Regions from separate parts of the Homo sapiens genome. Here region 1 is linked to region 2. Evidence: chromatin loops called from intact Hi-C (ENCODE). Cell type or tissue: heart left ventricle. All regions are shown on one strand. Each heading gives the region's core, and the rest is flanking DNA. Links, peaks and the distances in the headings are about the cores only.

Region 1 (11,215 bases), core at 1,477-9,476, 140 kb before region 2:
ACAATTTGGGCTTTCTTTTTTTCTTACTCTGAAATGTGTCAGGACCACTATTTTAGGAAGCAACATTCTTGGCATACTTTGAATGAATTTTTACTTCTCTAGAGCTAGATTGCATAGAAAAGAAATATCCAGCCTGCAAAGTAAAGCATTCTGGAAAAACTATTGGGTAAATCAATTACACAATTGTAATTGCAAAAATGTGTATGTGTAAGTGTATATGTTTTCTTACTAAGTGTGAGAATTGTGTCATTTTACTTAATTCAGACACTGGAGGGTTTGGGGATCTTAATCTCGTCTAGAGCAAATCCTCTCGAAGACTTTTACTTGGCTAGACTTCTTCCACTTTACACTGTTGAACTTGGTGGAGTACTAGTCCTACCACCATAATCCACCAAAGCCAACACACCTTTGAAAGACTGCTTCCTACAGATGAGGAAACTGACAGGTGGTTTCACATTTTGCACATCTGGCTTTAAAACAAAGGACTGATACAACAGATACTCAGCATCAGCCTCTTTACTTCTGCTAGACACTGCTCCTACTAACAGCTCACGTCAGCTGTACATTTCAGTGCTGTGTTATTTATGTGACAGTTCCTTGTAGCCCGTTGTACAACAGGAATCCAAGCACGTATTTCCCAAATTTCAAGTTTTACCTGTCAATCTTTTTAGAAACTTACTCACCTTGCAAAAAAACTATCTGAAGGTATATCTACAGCATTCCTTTATTTTTAGTTATTGCTCTTATAAAAATAATCATATTAAATGTGAAGCAAAATTTCAGGAAAAAAATATTTTGACCATTAATGTAGCATTGCATATGTGATATCCAATTTTTCCATACTGTTCTGGTGTGAAAGGGGGAGAGATTGTTTTAAAAGTCCATTGTTTAATAAAATTTATGTTGGTTCTAAACTTCAAAAAAATTTTTAAAAAGTGTAGGTAGTCTTTCCTCACTCCACCTCAACTGAAATAATGAATTGGATTCTGAAGTTTAATTTTGAGTTGAGTTTCAGTTATGTTAGATGTGCTTCCTTGAGTAGGTTAGTTTGCCTCTCTGGACCTCATTGTCGTCATTGGAAAATGAAGGTTCAAATCACTTGATTTTTATGGCTTCTTCTAGAATCTTTCTAAAGGTAGTTTATTCTTCACAATTATTTTTAACTTAGACAGGGTTTACAGAATTTTATATAGACCTTCTTAGGAATTTGAGCTTACTACATAAAGAATAAACCACCTTCTCTGAAATTGAATGCTATTTTAGGGTATGATTTTTGTTTATTTGTTCAAAAAATAGTGATTCAATTTAAGCCAAAAGCACTTATTTTAATAACAGATTTTTAGTTAAGCTATTTTACCAAAGTTACATTACCGTGAAATTTCTGTGGGGGAAAAAAACACAATTACACTGTCTTACAAAGTCACCTCTTGTAATCATTCACAATTAGTATATATATCATCAAAAAGAAAAATGCTTTTTTTTTATGGTTAAAAATAACAAGGGACTTCATGTAAATGTATAATCTACTTAATGTCTTTTTTAATGCTCTGCAGCCAACTCAAAGAAAAATGCCCTGCCAGGGGTAAACACTAACTCTGTATTTATTTGCACAACAGGCATTGGTTTCATGAAGTAGGCTTGTATTTTTTTTTTTTTTGGAACATCAGTGTCTTACGCTAACATTTTAAACTGTAAACCAGAAATTCCTAACCAAGAGAGCTTTGTTGTTAGAACAAAGCTTGGAGGATACTATGTGACACCATCACACCTGTCTTGTGGTCCCAGAGGTTTCTGTTGTTGGGAGGTATGAGTGTTATTAAAGGAAAACAGCAAACCCATCTTGATTTTCCTCTCAAAAGTCAGATCTCTCATGAAGATGGGAGCATGAATTTCCCGTACTGGCATCTATGGGAAAATGCCTTGCTTAAAAGACCTTCCTCTAGGGGCCCGAAGGAAGTTGTATCTTTTCTGCTATTTCTACTGCATTCCAATTTTCAGACAGGCCAATGGTACAGTGTATCCATGATCCATGTGTACAGTAGGCGAATGAAGCTACAGTAAGTAATACAAAAAGCTACTTCTTTTGCAGCTTGATTGAAACAGTCCACTGGTGGTTGCTTGGTTGTCAGTTTGAGCTTGTCTGTGTGACTTCTTTTCTGCTCCTTACTTCCATCCATCATTGCAGAGAGCACAGAAGAAGGAATATATATAGTGCCCTGTGCTTGCTTAGGCCTTAGCAAATATCAATTCATCACCAACTTGGCTCTAAAAGAGACCATTCATTGGCATGTTAGAACATTACAATTTACCCAGTGTTCCCTGGTGTTGAAGGAGTCACATGACCGGATCTCAAAACAAAAAAGAATTCCATGATATGTTCTTGGAGTTATTAATAAAAATAACTGCTGGTTGACAGGAAAGGCATATGGCAAATTTAAGATGCATGGCCACAGTATTTTATTTAAAAAAAAAATTCTTTCCTACACCAGGGGTGAGAGTGTGTGTGTGTGTGTGTGTGTGTGTGTGTGTGTGTTTTACGCACCAGAAAAACCTTCAACTCTGACAAGCCATTGACGAGGTGTTTCAGTCTTCACTAGCTTCCTATTTCATTGCTCTGCCATTGAGCCCTTGTAATACTACGATGAATAAAGTAATCAAAGCAATTGGCTGCCTGAGATCTTTTTTAATGCACTGCTTCGGACGCAGTACATATGCTGTGCAAATAAATACAGAATTAGTGTTCCTGTTGGAAGCATTTGGTGAGAATGAGTGATTTGTCTTGCTTATGAAAGGTGCATACATTTCCGCTCATAGCTGTTTATCAGCCAGCCTCTTTCTGCTTATGGATTCTGAGGTGGAATTCATCATTTGTCAGCACCTGAGCAGATGTGCTGGAGATGACCAGATTGATTTGTGAGGATGAGCAGAGCAGCCGCACCAGTGCTAGGAGGGCGGCCCCTACAAATTGTGTTATCTTTTGAGACTTGTCTACTAGCTCTTTTCTATACTTCAGGAAGAGAAGGAAAGCTACCTTTTTCTGCTTCTCACTTCTGTATTTGAAAAAATACAACTTTTGATATCGCTTAAGGGAAATGGAAAACAGCCCCCATCTCTCTGGGCAGTGAAATCCACTGAAACCCCATTTTTCCAAAGGTCCACTCTTCCTCTTCTGATTGCAGGCATGTTATTTGATGTTGGATTTCAATTAAAAACAAAACACTAATGTCAGGCTTGCAGAAGTGTCATTTGCTCTGTTTTCAAACTGCTACAGACAAAATTTTCTCTTAGTTCATAGAAATCACTTCCAACAGGACATTAGGACACAAGAGACAGTGTTTCGATTAGGAAAAAAACGAATGGCTTTCCAAAAGTTTGAGTTGCTTTTGGTCTGTGCAAAAGGCCTGTTGAAGCCGAGTTGATTACAGAGCCATCAGAGGCCCTTCTTGCCAACAAAACTCCCTTGCATTTGTGTGCTGTTGAAAATTTCCCTTTGATGCCAGCAGATTGAAGAGCTAAACACAAGTTGCCGAGGAGCTCCAAGTGGCTTTCCCATAGCAGGTTCTTGACCTTGGCTTAAGTAATTAACCATCTAGGAGCCACATCATCCTGTAAGGGCATCTGGAAAAATAAATACATCCTCATCCTTAATTAATGAATGGATGCAAGTATAGAAACAGGTAGCTTACTTCATGAAACAGGGTTAGGGCTCACTTGCTAAAACCCAGGTAGAACTGCAGTGTTTTCATTGTGCTTCTTTGGCCTCTGTTTCACTCCTGCAGTCCTCAGGAAATATTTTCCTGCGGGTGATTCCTTTTTAATCAGATTGGTAGAAAACCAATTTCATACTCAATATACCCAACATATAAGATCATTAGAAATACTGCATGTGTTTTTGAAAATGTGGCCCATAGCTCTGGAAACATCTGGCTTACAGCCGATATTACTGAACCAACACTAAGGCCTTCGGCCAAGCCCTGATACCGTGACAGGCAGGTAATGTTTGTGAAAGATGTGGCTTTCACACACATCTTTAAGGCAAGTAAAGGTTCGATGTGTGACTTTTATTTCCTCAGCTGAGATATAGACAGGGCTTTAGACGGTAGACATCATGTGCTTTTGCTTGTCATTCACCTTTTAGATGTTGTCGGTTATGTTTGTCATCAGTGGATTTTTTACAAGTCACATGGCTTCAAATCAGCCTCAAGGATGGGGATGTAGACAGTGATAACTAAAATGACAGTGTAGACATTGTGGGAGTTAAAGAATGATCAGAGATGATGGTAGTTTTTTGGAGTTTGTTTATCACATATCTGAGAAAGTTACTTAATTTTTTTCAGCTTATATTTAAATAGCAATTAAAATATGCCAAGCATTGTGCTAAATATTTGGGTTGTGATTGGAATAAGACATTCTGTGTTCTCCAGGCACTCAGGGAGTTTGGCAAGTAAAGAAATAATTCTAGTATGGGGTGACGTGACGAGTGCCATAACTGAGGAATATCCCAAGAACACTGAGGAGGGAGTGGTTAATTCTGCAGGACCAGCGCCTGAATTGCTCTTATTCCTTCAAAGTGTTTATGTTGGCTCTGAAGATAATTTCTAGAACTTACAAGGATTCATCATTTGCTTTTTCCAAGTGCTACTTTTGTGTAATTTGAAGTTCAGAGTTTTGTATCATTCACAGAACACAACCTCTCTTCAAGAACAACCTTGCTCCTGGTCTGTAAGAAGCCCTTGCATTTGGTACTCCCAGAGGTTACTCACAAAAAAAAATGCATCCTTGTTCTGCCTGGTCCTCAGGTGTTCAAGGACACTATGGATGCTAGGTGATAGCTTTGTGATGCTCTGTGCACTACGCGTTGAGAGATTTTCAAAGCCCTGTGTGGGGCTGAGCCCCAGCATTTACTGTTTTGTTCAGCAAATGCCACATCTTCTGTTGTCAGAACTATCTGATTGAACACCAGCAAGTGCTCTCTAGGAGGGAGATCCTTATTGCCCATTTTCTCTGTTTCCTAAATGATCTAATTGCTTGGGTAAGGAGGCATCCATTCTAAATCTCCCTCCCACCAGGGGCGATTCGCAAGTAACAAGGTTTAGATTACCCCAAATGTCAGGACCCCCACAGATATAATGGGCTTCCCTCCAGGGCCCACCTGACAAGCTGCTTCTCTTTCAAATACCTGGACTGCCCAGAACACACTACACCCTGATTTCCTGTCCCCTCACGGAGTTAGGGAGGCAGAGCTGCCGCTCTGCACCTTTTGATTTTGGTTTTAATCTTCGGAATCTATGGAATGTAAGAGATGCTTATAGGTTCGGTATTTGAAATCCCATTTTACAGCATATTAAATGTTATACACACGATCATTTCACCAAGGCTAATAATTAGGATATAAAAGTTATGGTTGTAGCCTACATTTTGGCTTAATGGTTTCTGAAATGGTTTTCATTCCTATGAAAAAAGGGTTTTTTTTTTAAATTATACTTTGGCATGTTCACCACTTTGTGAGCAGCAGCCCATGCTCTTCCTTTCTTTTAGTCTGCTGTATTCCCAAACGATAACTTCAGAAAAGTATTTGGTATGCTGTATATAAAGTTTATTTAATCAGAGCACTTTTTTATGACAATAGTAAGTTAATGGAAAATAGCTAAATTAAGAACACTGAAAACAAAACATTTAAGTTATTTGCCCTTGCCAAGATGTTCTTTGTGTGATTTTTTGGGTAAGGAAGATAACTTTCCCCTTCATTTCCATCCAGCCATGAGAAAGAAGTAGGGGTAAAATAGCATTGTCATATTTGAAAAAGAAAATGATTGACAACGTCACTTAAATTGAAATGTCTCCTTAAAATAAATATAAAAGGGCCTTTGAAGAAGTTGCTTTGAAAATCTTTTGTGGTTGTTTTTTAACCTGGAGTCCCCAGCTTTTTTTCCCTTCTACTTTGTTTTCTCACTGATGGATGAATTTAGCTCCTGTCGGAGTGGAGGCTCCGGGAGTGTGCACAGATGTATCAGCTGTTGTGTAACTCTGCCGGGAAGCCCTGCCCAGGAAGGGCTTGGAGCAGACCCATGGGTGCTTCCCTGCTGGCCTCTTCCATTTCTTGGGAACACAGGTTCCTGGTGCTGCCAGGCTGTGTGGCAATAGTGTAAATAGTGCGGTAAATGGGCCTGGGTGAGGTCAACACTTTTTATTTATTTATTTATTTATTTTTAATATAACACTTTTATTTTATGACCATCTTTCTTCCCTCTGAGCATTTGAACCGAGTGATTCCGGATAGAAAGAACAAGTCACACATACACTGCCTGTCGAGGTTGTGAGGCAAGCCTGTTTACTTCCTTTTAGGTGATTAAAAACACTTCTAACAATTGAACTAATATTTATTACAAACAAGATTAGAAGCACCTTCCTAACCCAGACATTGTGAAAGCTAATAGACATCTCTCTAGACCCCAGCCAGAGTTGCTGGATATTTGGTGTTCTAAGATGCCCAGAGGCATGAGTCAGGCTGGCTGATAGCCAGGTGAGTGGCGTTTTTCTCCTCCCTGTACACACATTAATCATATTTGCCGGCAGAGAAGGCATGACCTTCTGTACCTCCAGCACCTACCCCCTCCCCGCACCCCCCCCTTATACCACAACAACACAGACAGAAAAAGGAAAGTGGGAAGTTTATGAGCAGCCTGCATGCAGGCGGCAGACTCTACTTATGGAACTTAGAAATCAGAGGTCATTATCATTTTCAAAGAACAGACCCTGAATAACTATATCCTTTCATCACCATCTTTTACTAATTGGACACCAGCTGTACTTGTCTTTTCCACAGGAAATTCTCACTGTGCCTATAGGACCAGAGAAATGGAACTCTTAGCAGAGTTGACTTTTTATTCTTTGACAGTTTCCTTTCAGTACAGCTTGGGAAGCAGGAGGCTCTTGTTTCTTATTTTTCAAGATTTTGACTTTTTTTAAACAATATTATGATCCTGAGAACTTTAAAATTAGAAAGACTTAAGAAGACATATTATTTTCCCCCTGAAAGTGTGGCCCCATTGTCTCATATGAACTCTTTCAGCATATGGGAAATAGAAGAGTTAAATATAATCAGATCTTAACAAAATGTCGTGATTTGTTTTGGGAAAGTTGATTTTTCAGAATTTTCAGTGTTAAATTTTTTTTCTATATCATTTGCTTCAGAACTTGTGACTTTGAAGGATGTTCACTTTTATTCTTCAACAACACAGATATAAAAATAAAACTGTAGTCTGTTTGCCAAACATTTACAATACAAAAATAATTTAGATGTTTAAAGATGGTAGAACAGAGAGAATAATTAAAATGGTGGCTGGCCTATTTCTACAGATCAACCAGGAAAATTTCCCACATGTGACTGAGTCAAGTTCCCAAAGGATGGCTCTAATTTCTTCCCTATCCTCTTATCAAGTATAAAATCTATAAGTTAAGCTTTGGGCTACTTCAAAAGAAATTTTTTTTCCTCATTTCAGTTTACTGAGCTTGAAGTTGAGGTGTGTCTGTCCCAATCTGGGATTTGTGTGTGTGCATACACAGAAGTTGCCTGCTAGACAAAACCACCTGGCTCTTTCAGTGCAATCTGTAACCAACACAAGTTTCAGGTCAATGTTATACTAGAGAAAACTGACTATATCAGTGCTAATCTAATTTATTTTATGTTATTTCTTCCTAAATAATTCATGAAGTAACTTTGTGGTGATTTTTATTGCTATTGCTAGAGTTAGGCTTCGATTACATTTTTCTGATTATAACATTTATCATGTGTAACATATTTGTAAAATTCTAATGAGTTAAAAGTAAAATAAGAACACATAGATAATTGCTATTGGCATTCTGATAAATTAACTTTCAGTATTTTGTCTGTATACTTATGAAAGTTTTCATTTGTTGTTTGATTTTTCTACCTTGCTATAATCATACCGTGAATATAATTATGTAATTATATTAATAATTAATTTTCATCACTTATTATAATTACTTTTACATCCCATTGAAATCTTTATAAAAGTTAATTTTTTTCTTTTTCTTTCTTTCTTCCTTCTTTTTTTGAGATAGAGTCTTGCTGTGTTTCCCAGGCTGGAGTGTAGTGGCACAATCTTGGCTCACTGCATCCTCTGCTTCCTGGGTTCCAGTGATTCTCCTGCCTCAGCCTCCCGAGTAGCTGGGATTACAGGCCCACGCCACCATGCCCGGCTAATTTTTGTACTTTTAGTAGAGACAGGGCTTCACCATGTTGGCCAGGCTGGTCTCGAACTCCTGATCCACCCGCCTCTGCCTCCCAAAGTGCTGGATTACAGGCATGGGCCACTGCACCCAGCCTTAATTTTTTTTCTTGATTAAAATTTCTAAACAGAAATGTTTATTCATATTCTAATGAGTTCCTTAGGGTAGATTCCCAGAATTAGGCTTTCTCACTCAAAATCTGTGAACATTTTTAAGATCTTTAAAGTATAAGTATATTGAATAATGCTTTTGATAAGTTCTTACAAATTTTTACTCCTAAAGCATCTGAGAGTATTGAGTGATCTTTTCATTAGCTTTAATAATTTATAGCAAAAGTGATTGACTTTCTATATCTTTGATTACCTCATTGATTGGGGGAACATTTTCATATGTATTATACAATTACATTATTTCTTCAATCTGCTCATATTTTTTGCCATACTGTTTTCATAAAATTAGGGCAGAAAGTTAGCAGATAATCAGCTTTTGTTCGGTGACATAATTTTCATTTCAATGAGACTTTTTTCCTTTTTTAAATATGTGCAAGAATAAATGGGATTCTTTTTATATTGTATTCTTTTACAGCCGTAGCAAACTTATATAAACAGGTTTTGTCATGCATTCTCAATCTGGTTTTAGATTATACATTAGAATAACTATTTTGTGCTTCCTCTGTCTTGACTATGTATTTTAGTTATGGGCATAATTATGTATGTTCATAAAGCTTGAGAATGTTATGCCCTTTGTGTTTTCCTTGTTTGCTTTTTGACTCTTGCCCCCTCCCCCTCTTCACCCCCAGGATAGAGCCTTGCCTCCCTTGAGTCCATCTGTCAGATCATCTGTCTAAGGAGTTAGCATTCCTTCACCCTCTTAGAATCCTTTAGAACAAATAGTCCATGGCTAAGGAAAAGCTGATGAGCATTTCTGTGTGAAAGGCAGATGTTGCACCTTATGGATCCCTACATGTAGTTTGAGGCAGGAAGCCACCAGCTAAGGTGTGACTTCAAAAGCCACATTCGAAAGCCTGTTCTGACCTCTAGCTGTGGCGTGAATGATTCTTTCCATGATTTCCCTCTCCTACTTTCTCCTTTTAATTAACCATAGAGTTAAATAACCATAGAGTCACCAATGGTATGCTGACTGGTTTGTATCCATTTAAGAGTTTTCTGGCCGGGCGCTGTGGCTTGTGCCTATAGCCTGTAATCCCAGCACTTTGGGAGGCTGAGGTGGGTGGATCATGAGGTCAGGAGTTTGAGACCAGCCTGGCCAACACGGTGAAACCCCGTCTCTACTAAAAATACAAAAATTAGCCGGGCATGGTGGCATGTGCCTGAAGTCCCAGCTACTTGGGAGGCTGAGACAGGAGAGTTGCTAGAACCCGGGAGGCAGAGGTTGCAGTGAGCCGAGATCACCCCACTGCACTTCAGCCTGGGCAAAAGAGCAAGACTTTTTCTTTTTTTTGAGACAGTTTTCCAAGTCAGTGATTCTCCTTCCCCTGCTTAAATCTCACTTCCCTTCCAAGCATATCTCCATGCTTGTAGTGGTCATGGATTAAGCACTATTACCCACAGCCATGCCACAGCTAGTATTTTCCATTGCTCTCTCTTTCCCAGTGTCAGAGGATCAGGGGGATCCCTTGTGTGTACAGGGCTCGGAGCAGCCCTTTGCATTCCACTGCCTTCGCAAATGGTGCAGCTCTTTTTAGCATCGTAAATTAAATTAGCACATGTGGCCTTAAATAGTCCAGGCATGTAGGGCATGATTATCTTTCTGAGAAAATGATCAGGACCACATTCAAAGAACCCAGTGTTTCCAGGCAGCTCCCAAGGACATGTCAGTGTGCTGTGAACTTTCTGGGGTATGAATGGGATTTTAAAGTCTGCCTTTTCATTAGTGTACCAGTGCATACTCTGTGTCTTATGCCTCACAAGCTGTGAATGTTGTGACAGTCGCTTTTGTTCCCATGTGTGCAGTTGTTAATTGTATAAGCCGGAAATACAGAAACCATATCAAAGCAAGGCAGCCTTGACAAAAGAGAAAAGCTGAATGCCTCAAAGGAACCACTGCTTAGAAAGGTACACATTCTCCTCCAACCCCTACACCCAGGACCCAGATGTTCACATGACATCATTGCAGCTGAATTCGGACTTTACAAATGGAATACAAAATTACGAACATAGCGTGGAGTAACCACTTTATCTCTTCTTGAATCTTCTATGCCTGCTCTACATTCCTGGTGAAATTTGTATCTCCAATGGCTTACACCACCCTACCACAGAGTAGATACTACACAAACTGTCAGATGAGTTTACTGAATACATTTTACTCATCCCCCCTTGTCAGCTTTGCTTGTGCTATTAAGTGGCCAAGACTACCATGTCAGTATCCAGCTCATCTAAATCCCACTTCCTGTCTGTACATTCATTGTACTTACTGCTCAGACCATTCTTATGTTCCTCAGTAATGGAATATTCAATTTGGGCATCTAAATTTTTGTGTCTGTGCCCAGTGAGATTCAAGAGCATAAACAGTGCTTTGTACTTGTCAGAATGGCAAGCATAGTACTTTGCACATAATAGAGGCTCAGTAAGTACTCAGTAAACATCAGTAAGTACCTCAGTAATTAAATTGTTATTTTTCCTATAAGAAAATGAATTTGGATGGACAAATCTGAGAGAAGAATCCAGGTGCTTCCCTATGTTGAGTAAACTCAGCTGTAGTGAACTCCTCTTGGCCTCAAACTACGTACTAAATGAAAATTGGAGATGCACCCTTTGTGGAATTATTCTTAGCCTGACATTTCCAGACTGACTATAACAAGACACATTATACATCGAGCTTCTGCTTCCCCTCTTCCTGCTTAATGGCTTTATCAATCTTTTAAGACTCAGTCGAAGGTCCACCCTATAAAATAGCCTTCCCCACCATTCTAATCTCAATATACCCCTTTTCTTCAGCCCTG
Region 2 (11,215 bases), core at 1,994-9,993:
TGTGAGCCATGATTGCACCACTGCACTCCAGCCTGGGCAACCAAGTGAGACCCTGTGTCAAATACCAACAAACAAAAAGAGAGACTTTTCCTTCCAGAGTTTGGTTATTTTAACTGAAGACCTCAGGATGGACAGGAACCAAGACAGTGGTGGGGATCTTAAATATAGAAACAAGTAGATAGTTTCATCAAGACTCAGCCATTCGATTTTCTTAGCTCTAACATTTTTCAATTCCTTGTGTCACCCTACTCAGGACGCAAGTTCCTGGGAGAAGGAATTTGATTGGCTTATATGCCTGTGCTTTGGAAAGAATAGAGAATACTTTGACCGACAGCTCCAAGACTGCATGAGATAAGGAAAGAGGAGTTCTTCAGAGTATTTTTTTTGTTGGTTTGTTTTTTAGCCTAAGGAAGTTAGGTAGTGATGCAAAATAGGCAGAAACAACCACTGGCCAAAACCAGGGTGTATTTCACTGATGAACAGTACTGTAGAATATGTGGAATAGTTCAAAACAAAGAGAAGATTTATGCAGTTAATCCTTTAAGTGCAACAGGGGCAGAGGTCAATTTACCACTTATATTTCTAGTGTGTTGTACAGTATTATTTTATCTTTATCTAGTACTCTTATATTTTTCTAGTGCTTTTGCAGGTTTAGCTGTGGTCAACAAATTAAAGAATGTGGTTTATATTTTTCAGTTAAGATTTATCTCAAATTTAATTACTTTTCTTTCTTTTAATGGATATAATATGAAAAATCAACGACTCCACGACAAAGAATGGAAAACATCCTGTTTCTTAATTTCCAGCTTTATTTCATTGGCATCAACAGAATATAAGACATGCAATAGACTGGGTTAAGTCTCATTTCTGCCACTGCCCAACTCTAATCAGATCTAGGGCCAGTCATATAAGTGAGTCTGTTTTCTCAAATGTAAGAGAGGGAGTTAGGCTAGATTGAGGATCCAAAGACAGTTACAAGGAACAAGAAAATTATTAAGATGTTATAATTTCTGTTTAAATTTAAGTTAATTTTGTTAAAGTTATTTTTTTTCCTGAAAAACTTTCTGATGCCTTAAATATGATACTGTGTATTGTTAATTCTTCAAAGCGAGTGGTGCAATATACAGTGCTCACCAAATTTATTAGACCTGGGAACCCTTTTTTTATGGAGCATTTTGAGGGAACTGACTTCCATGGATTAGGTTAGATTATTTACAAAATCCCATTCACATTTAAAGTATACTAAGTATATAGTTCTCCTGGTCATAAAAATCCATTTTAATACCATTCATCATCTAGTCCTTTCTATCTGGTCAGTGCAACCAGACTTTCTGTATAGTTAAAAACACATCCTTGCCTCTAGTCTTCTTTTCAGATGAGCAACATATACAGACTAGTGTTCTCTTCCTTCAAAGACTCATGTCACTTATTGGGAGGCTGAGGCAGGCAGATCACAAGATCAGGAGATCGAGACCATCCTGGCTAACATGGTGAAACCCCGTCTCTACTAAAAATACAAAAAGAAATTAGCCGGGTGTGGTGGCGGGTGCCTGTAGTCCCAGCTACTTGGGAGGCTGAGGCAGGAGAATGGTGTGAACCCGGGAAGCGGAGCTTGCATGAACCGAGATCGCGCCGCTGCACTCCAGCCTGGGCAACAGAGTGAGACTTCGTCTCAAAAAAAAAAAAAAAAAAAAAAAAGAATCATGTCACTTAAATTCCTCTGGCTGTTCCTACAAGACCGGTTTTAAGTCTTTTATATAACTTTTGTCATCTTTCTGGAGTCCCATTTTGAATGCAGATCCAAAATGTGAGAACAAAACTTCTGATTAGATTTGATGAGTAGACCAGCATAACTCACATTCGATTTGCAGTCTGCTGTAGGCTTCATTTTTCCTGAGACATACTTGTACCTAGTAAGTGGCTTTTCTGTTCATGTGATAGGCTCTGTGCTTCTGACTCATAGCATGCCTTAACTGTCTTTATTGAACTTTGTTCCACTTTAATGAACAATTTAACTAGTTGGCTTCAATAACTAGTTACTGCACCCAAATAATTTTCCTTATAAACCTATTCGTAAGTCCATCTTACATTCTTTGATGAAAATATTAAGTAATACCTCAATTATGACTAAGCTGGGGGCTATAGAAGGACAGGCACTCACTAATACATATGCCTTCCAAGTTGGTTCTGAACATTGAGAATCCTATTTTTGCAAGGAATGACTAGCCAGTTTTGCAATCCCTAGCAATACTCAGTAGTTTCTCGTCTGGTATCTCTTTGGGACAGAAGGCATTATCCTACCTACATAGTTACACGAGAGCATTGTTCCTGCTGCATCCCATACACCCTTCCAATCTCTCACAGGCTTAATGTTTGGGGATGCCCTTGGTGCTTTTAATGGTTGGGTTCTGACTGCTGAATCCAAAAGGTTCCCCAAATTTTGATGTCTTCTGAAGCTACTCTGGATGTGGAAATGTAGGTGCTTCTAGCGCTGGTGATCCAAAGACGAAAGATGAGGCATACTCCTGTCTTTATGAGTTCATTTCCTAGGGTGGTGTAAGTATTTAGTCAATGCTTTTTGAACTGTCTTGCATCTGGTACTCCCTTCAGATTAGCAAGTGTATCCAGATTGCCAAGGGCTCTAATTGAACCTGACCCCTTGGAAGATTTTAATGTCTTTGTGTTCAAGCTTGATGTGGAGTTTATCACCTTGGACTGGGCCCCTTGGTTCAATAGTTGGTGTTACCACTCCATCCCATACAGAACCTTCAAACCTTTTGCTTCTTTCTTCAGAACAATGACATTTTCAAATTTTGTATTTTACTCTTTAAAGTGTAAGGCCCTGAGAGCAGGGACTGCATATCTTCTTTCTTATTGTAGACACAGGGGCACAAGGAAGGGAAGGAGGAATCGATAAAAGATGGTTTGGTCTGTCTGTGTGGGAGGCCAGGGCTGTCTCACTCAACATTTGCATAAGGGTCAGAGCTCACCAAGGCCTTACCAGGAGAAGTCTTGCTTTCTAGAATGAAGGGATCTGTGCCAATATAAAGAGAATGACAAGGCAGACGCTACCAAGTATTAGTAAAATTCTGTTTTTTATTCTAGAGAAAGTTTTCAACTGAAATGGAGTAGAAAGAAATAATTAATGTTGGTTTTATCCCCTTGAGGAATTCTGAACAGGTCTATATCATTTTAAACAAGCATGACATAAGAAAATTAGGATTTTACAAAAGATAAATTGCAGAGTGATTATTCCATTTACAAAAATGGAGTTCTTTTCAATAGCCCTAGAGCATTTTAAAAAGTGGTCTGTTCTAAAAATTCAGTTTACATATACTTTTCAGGATCAAATTGGTTGTAAGGAGCAAAAGTAGTTGAAAATTTTGAAAAGATAGCTGTGAGGGAGTGTAAAGAACATTTCTTTGAGATTGAGATAAAATTCTTGGCCCCTGAGAATTGAGATAAAAATTTTATAAGCCTTTTCCTTAGTAAGATGTGGTGGCAGCAGTGATGGTGATGGTGATGGTGATGGGTGTGTGTGTGTGTGTGTGCGTTGTTTTGCTGAGGGCACATTGTGGTAGTAGCTGTGGCCTTAAGTCATACATGTGTAGATACAGTATTACACTGTGCAGAGAATAGGGCCTGGTAGCCATTAGGAGAAATAACAGTTCCATTACTTCATTAGTTTTTCAAATTAGTATCACAGACAGCTCCCACTTTTCACCCCTGTGCTTTCTGGAAATAGAATCATAAAGCAGAGAGTTGTAAAATGCCTCCCGTTTTCCTTCAGGAGTAATATCTTAATTGAGACTGTGTCTCTGACCATATATTTGAGAAAAAATAAATCATAACTATGACCAACCCTATGTCAGAGGCAAAGATGCAGTAGCCATAACCTTTCATAGTTATTTAAAATGGTAAAATTATACTCTTTTCTCTAAAGGGGACATAAATGTATTATACACATTGATTTTGCGTGCACTCTAAAGAATATGTTCAGCAAATAAAAAGTTCAACTAAACTGTTTCATAAATTTTAGCAGAACTAGCTATAATGTAAATTCATTAAACATTTAATTCCTAAAAATTGGGTTCTTAGTATTTAAGAGGAGCTTTGGGGACAATTTCTTTATTCTAGTTCTGTCCTAGGTAGTTTGAGTGAACACTTCTCTTTTCTTTTGATAAGTGTCCCTGGCCCAGGTCATCTTGTTCAATATTCTTCTCCCAAGTAAGATGAACTTTGGTGAGCCACTTGATCTCTCTGAAATGCTGAAGCTTAGTTTCTAAATTTGTAAAACGAAGAGAATAAATTAAATGATCCCCCATAAACTTGAGTTTTGTGATTCCGAGATTTTAGCTTTCCGCTTGGTCTGAGGATGCGAAAGTGGTCATTGATGATGGTGGTAATGAGAATGTCTTCCAGGTCTATGTCACTCCTTAGACGTTTTCGGGCTAATCAGGGCTGCTGCTGCTCCTACTCGGCATTACTGCAAAAAAGGTCACCAAGAATAACCTAGGGCCTGCATTAGACTCAATGTTTGGTTGATAGTTTGCCATCATCTGCCTTCACCCTTTGCAGGAATGCTTTGAAAATAACTACCAAGTTATTAGTATAAGTTTTTTCAAAGGTACGTTTAAACTAATTTTGCTTTGCACAAATGTGAAGAAAAACCTAGTATATGTTGAAAAATAAGCTACTTATTCATCTTGATAGCTGATTTAAGAACCTACTTAAATTGCACGAAACTCATATGCCTAATCATATGCCAGTGATTAGACTTTTTATTTCACTTTTTTCTAATTTAAACTTGTGATTCTGCGGGCAGTTAGAGCAGATCAGTGAGAAAACAAGTGTTTTTCTTGAGGTGATGTTGTCTTTCATTCACTGATTCCTTCCTTTCTTACTTCATTCAACAGGTATTTTAGACTTTGTGAATACAACAGAGAAAAAAATAGGCAATGGCCCTGCTTTAATAGAAGCTACACTCTACTGGGGACAGGAGGCTGGGAGGGGATTAAATAAGCAAATAAATAAATATAAAATATGTCAAGTAGGTGGTAAGTACTATGATGGAAAAGTAAAGTAAGAAGAATAGAGAATGTGAAGCTGGGGAAATTGTGATATATATATATAAAACATACTTATTGTATGTGTATACCTGTGTGTGTGTATGTATGAAATAGTCAGGAAAGGCCTTTCTAATAGTTAACATTGGAGGAGGGACCTAAAGAAAATGAGGAAGCAATCCATGTGTCTATTTGGCAAGAGAGTTTTCCAGGTGGAGAGAACAGAAAAACATCCAGAGGCTGCAGAGATCGTGGGCCTGGAGAAGCACCAAGAAGGCCTGCATGGCTCAAATAGGTTGAACAAAGGGAAAGGAACGTAGACATGTGCAGAATGTGTATTAAGTTGGTGCAAATGTAATTGCAGTTTTTTGCCATTTAAAAGTAATGGCAAAAACCACAATTAATATTTGTATACATTCTATTAATTTAATATTTGTATACATTATATACAAATATATGTATTTGTATACATTCTATGTATATAAATACATAGAATATGTATACAAATACATGTATTTGTATACATTCTATGTATATAAATACATAGAATATGTATACAAATATAGGTATTTGTATACATTCTATGTATATAAATACATAGAATATGTATACAAATATAGGTATTTTTATACATTCTATGTATATAAATACATAGAATATGTATACAAATATAGGTATTTTTATACATTCTATGTATATAAATACATAGAATATGTATACAAATATATGTATTTGTATACATTCTATGTATATAAATACATAGAATATGTATACAAATATATGTATTTGTATACATTCTATGTATATAAATACATAGAATATGTATACAAATATTAATTGGTGCTATGGAGTATGGGGGGCGGTTCATCATAGACCATGGTAAGGATCTGGGATTTCACTCTGAGTCAGATTGGAGCCATTGGAGAGTTTAGAACACAGAAGTAACATGATCTGACTTAGTTTCCACCAGGATCACTCTGGACTGTTGCCCATTTGCCCCAAGTATAGCAGAATCCTTTTTGCTTCTTGGGCTAACTGAGATTCTGTGAATTCGGTCTGTTAAAGTAAGTAATTTTTGGCAAACAGATGGTATAGAAAAATGTTAACACATGCCATTAAATAGGACATTCATTGATTAAATACTTGCATTACAGAAGGAAAAAAATAGATACAAAGTCACCTTTGGTGTACCTTATTGACTTTAAGGTAAAAATGAGTGAATCTGCTGCATCTGTTACTTTTCAGAGACATCCAGAAAGGCCCTGGAATGTCTGTATGTAAATGGGGAGGTCCCTTCCTGAGACAGAGCCTTCTCAGTTGGGTTTGGATAACAGACGTTTCTGATTTGTATGTTCCTTTTGGTTCTCGTGGCACAGCATCATCAGCTAGTTTGCTTCTCTTTCCGGCCAGGGCTGAGGCATCACAGGAGTGGGAGCAGGCAAGGGCTGCCCAAATCTCAAGGGACATGCTGTGAGGTCAGAGATGGCAAGGCCAGGCTGGGAAATGTCTTCTTTCATGGCGAGTATCGCTGCCGGTTCTTCCAGTTTTCTTCTTGGAACATTAGGTTACTGTGTTTGTTTCCTGTTTCCTCCTGCCATAGTGCATGTGGGTACTTAGGAGCACATCATAAAGTCCTACTGTAGCTTGAAAAACTAAAATTTTAAAAAAGGAGTACGACAGTTACAGTAATATAATATTAAAAGGCTTTTTCTTGACATGCACCTGATTAGAAAATATGCATAGGGCATGTCTCTGCGGGCAAAATCACCATGCAGCTTTTTTATTGAAATCTGTTGCACATGCTTAAGATTACACAGTCAAGTTCTACCAAGTTTCAACCTCCCCCAGACTTTTCTGGAAGGGCCTTTAAGAGCTTCTGGGAAATTATGAAACAAATATTTGAAGTAGGGTAGTCAGGAAGAAAAGTATGATTTATACTGTAAACTGAGGTTGTATAGTTCTGGCATCAGGAAGACTTGGAATTGAATATCCGTTCCACCCTACACTAGCTATGTATGACATCGCCTAACTGCTTATCCTCCCTAAGCCTCAGTTTCCTCATCTCTAAAATGAGGATAATAATACCTGCCTCGAAGAAATGTGCTGAGGATTAAACTTAATAAACCTGGCACAGTTCCTGGTGCATGGAAATAGTAGATAATTGATAGCTGTTATAAAAATATTAATAGTATTGTACATCCTGAGATGATGTTTGCTTCCACCAAGCTCCATGTCAATTAAGAAATAATTTAATGTTTCTAATTTGTATTTGGTCAAGTTAAATAGAGAAAAATAAACATTATGAAGAAATAATATTCTAGAGTAATTGGAGTGAAAAGAATCCTAAAACAAAAATATATGTCTTGTTATTAATTCCTAAAAACGATCATGTGTAACCATTCTGCAACAGATTTATTGACTACAACATTGATTTAGAAATGCCAGACTAATGAGAACTCGCCATCACTTGTGATAATGGTCTATCATTTCGAGCTTGAACCATGTGTACTTATTTGGCCTCATTTCAGAATAGTAAATTATCTCAAACTCATTTCATTTCTTGAATATGTTCTTATGATTTAGGTCATAAGTTGGATTATATGAATAGTATCCCTATAATCCACCATCTGAAATAAGCTATATGATTCTGGGCTATTTTAAGATTGAGAAACTTCAGACATTTTTCAGAAATTACATAAAGGGTTTACAGGGTTTCTCAAGCCTCTAATTTACCTCTTTATGCTCATGCTTGATTGTTGTTCCATATTAAGGTTTATTTTCCTTTTAAAATAGCTCTGCACAAAGAGAATACACTGCTAAATACTACTGCAAGGGAATGTTTACAGATGCAAATGACTTCTATTTAGGGAGCTCATGATTAAAATTTGAAAGAATGTGGCACTAGAAAGCATGTGAATAACCTTTGAAAAATCTCACAATAGAACTGAATATGGGATATTTATATCTAGGGTTGCAGATATAAAGCTATGTGTGAATATGTATGTTCAATATGCGGCAAAGGACATCAAATTGAAATTTGTTAGTCTAATGTTACTTTAATTTAGACAAATAACTATTTTATTATTGTGAAACTGTAATGTAGAATGCAGTAGAAGGCTACTACACTAGGAAGAACTAGTGTTATGTTTGCCTGCAACGGGTGAGCCAGGCATTTTCCACAAATCTGTCTTTCTGATAAAGAGAAGAGACATCTAAATTCTTTCAATCTCTCATAGATGCTTGGATACTGAAAGTATTATTCATTATTTCATTTTTTATTGCTCACAGAGCAGGCTGCTAATAAAGTCAGAAAAAAACTGTAATCATTGGCAGACATAATATTTTCTGTCTATTCCTGTCCAGAGATGTGTTCTTGTTTTAAAGACTAACCTTCTCGGGTCATCAAAGGGATCACAAGTTGTGCAACTCATTTTGGTGGAAATCGTGTCTAACTCTTTTGGGTATAGTAAACACTCCTTCTGCTTCCCTGTGGATGGTTCTGGAGACTGGCGTGGTTCAGGCCCTGGCTATACAGGGGAACTAATGAACATGTCATGCGCATCTTGAGTTTTCCAGTCTCTGGCACAGCTGTGGCACTTCCCCCCCTGCTGCGAGGCACAGCACGCTGGCCATTTGTTGGCAAGTTCATATTTCACACTGCAGGGAATTGAAATGATTGAACAGACAGAAGAAGAGTTTTATTTGCAGTAGCCTACGTATCCCCAGACTCTGATTTGGCATAAAACATTTGCTTCATGATCTGCTTCAAGGCCAGTTCCTTTCCTCCCACAAAGGTTACGACTTCAGGCAAGCTGTGCTTCCACTGGCAGGAGGAAATTTGCCCGAAGACTTGATTTAGTCAGAATCAAAGCATCCTGCCACAGAATTTCTTTTTTCAATTATCTCCGAAGAGGCAGCCAGACTTTAAATGTATCAGTATAATAAATGTAATGAAATAAGGCAGACACTCCTTTCCCCCTGTTGCTATCAATGGAAGGTGCGTATACAGTAGTGTATCCACACCCGGAAGCCTGTGAAACTTACCTTGCTGTCAGCACATATATCTTGGCAACAGCACGTTGTAGGGATGGCTGTAGATTTCTTGTGGCATGATAAATAAATGCATGCATTGGTTTTACCTGCAGTGTTTACATCTTTCAGACTGTAAAAGCAAATTGGCATGATGATGCTGAAAGTAATTAATATTATTTTTCATAGTGAAGAAGCATCATATAGCCTTTGTTTTGTGGTATGGTCCTAATTACTAATCATATTTACCTGCATGATTTTGTTGTGCATAGTCATATTTTTTGTTCAAGACAGCCCTCGCTAGCCTTACAGACATATATACACAATTAAATCTTGCCATTTTATTATGCTAGAGCAATTAGATGCCATCCTTGTAATGAGAAACATGACATCTTCATCGCTCTTTTCTATATTTTCATGTTGTTTTAATGCAGACATTTACCAGAATTGAATACAGTCTTCCTCCTCCTCCTACACACACATACACCCCTAATTGAATATCTACATATCTCCAAGGAGTCCTGTCGGTGAAACCATGTATTCATCTTCTTTAGTTCTTAGGCCACTTTGGTTTAAGAGTAAGAACTGTTGCTTTTATGAAGTGCCTTTTTCTATAAAGTCAAAACCTCACAGCAGTGCACAGAAAGCCGATGGTATAAAGGAGCTAAGTAGAGTCTTTAATAGAGAGAGCTGGGTTGTAAGTGTTTTTGTTCCTACAGAGCAGATAGATTTGGCTCCATCTGTTCCATATTCATAACAAAGGAGCACACTTACAGGAGGGCCAACTTCCCCGGAGCCGCCTGGTAATGATCTTTTCACCCGAATGAAAGCATCTGAACCCAGTGGCTTGGCCCTGCAAAAGCAGCTAGCAGGATTGCCCTTCAGAATCTTGATTTCCTTGTAACTCAGGTTGACATAAATTTCCCCAATATATAGAGTGAAAAGAATTTACTGATTTCTCATCTTCCTACAGCCCTGTGTGGTTGGAAAGTTCAAAATGTATGTGTTTTACCTCCCCCTCCTGCAACCACAGAAGATTTGTAATTAAATAGAATTTGATAGTATGGGGGAAGTTTGCACTTGAAGTATCTGTAAAGGTATCACAGGGGAGAGGCTGTTCTTCAAACTTTTAAGTTGTTTCTATTCAGACTTTTTTAATCTTTTTAAAACTGGGGTTAATGAATAGAAATATGAGTTACACCAAATAAGGGAAAACCCCTGTTGAGTTTTGTAATTAGCAAACTTCAAAGCCAATTTCAATTGAGACCTCTTAGATTAAAAAGATAAGTTGACCCAAGAGTTTTCTTCCACTAAGCAGCGGCAAAATAGATTGATTTTTTCCTCAAAATGCCAAGTAATACAATAAATCTTCCTATTTGTGTGACATGTGGAGTCAGCATAGAAATATAAATGATTCCTTAAAACTTAAGTAGCACATCGGTATTACTATCATGGCTAATGGATAGAATACTTGTTTTTATATGTTAGCTGCAGAAATTTCTTAAGAAATAGAAACAAAATGTTAAAGGATGGTTATCCTTTTTTCCATTCTGCAGGCTTTTCATATGCTAGAAGCTCCTAAAAATGCATCATTGATTTATTTACTATACTACATGTTAAAGTTATAATTGTAATTTATCAATCTTTTGTTATCCATCTGTGCATTGTCTGATTGCTAAACTAAGGTTTCTGGGAAAATCAAATAGTAAACAAATCTCTCAATAAGCTTGCAGCAGTAATAAAGTAGGCAAAGTTTTCATCTAGCTAGCTATGAGATTGCTCTGTGCATTAGCAAGAGGAAATATAAAAGGTAATATTCACAGAGAGTGAAAAACATAGCAAATCAATCTGTGAAGATCTCAAGTTTCTGGAACACCTTGCTGCCTTTGGTTATTTTTTGTAATATATAACCTTGAATATTTCTGGCTAATTCAGTTTTCTGTTCATTCGCTTATTCACTCCTACCAAAGTGTTTCTTGGGTACCTCCTTTGTGCCAAGCACTATGTTAGATTTTAGAAACACTGTGATATATTAAAGAATGGTTCCTGCTTCTGGAGCTTACAGCTTCATCAGGAAGTAGACAATAAACCAGGAAACAAACAAATCTATAACTGTCAGT

The links. Hi-C counts contacts between places; a loop is a spot of excess contacts. Peaks named below come from ENCODE experiments on the same cell type or tissue, not always from the same donor. Only the 100,000 strongest peaks of a DNase experiment are listed, where the experiment ranks them.
Region 1: a loop joins it to region 2, with 2.2 times the contacts of the local background. A loop is called at or near these places in 2 of 110 quality-filtered maps.

Annotation. Positions count from the first base shown.
Region 1 is chr5:107,537,970-107,549,184 of GRCh38, reverse strand. The region is part of intron 1 of EFNA5 (ephrin A5); the gene reads left to right. Among named protein-coding and RNA genes, the nearest start is that of EFNA5, 130 kb to the left of the region's middle. In heart left ventricle, for the core only: no CTCF peak of the experiment used is centred there; DNase peaks (open chromatin) are centred at 6,044 and 6,564; H3K27ac peaks cover 3,121 bases.
Region 2 is chr5:107,400,506-107,411,720 of GRCh38, reverse strand. The region is part of intron 2 of EFNA5 (ephrin A5); the gene reads left to right. Among named protein-coding and RNA genes, the nearest start is that of EFNA5, 260 kb to the left of the region's middle. RefSeq lists an enhancer at 9,566-10,103. In heart left ventricle, for the core only: no CTCF peak of the experiment used is centred there; no DNase peak of the experiment used is centred there; H3K27ac peaks cover 408 bases.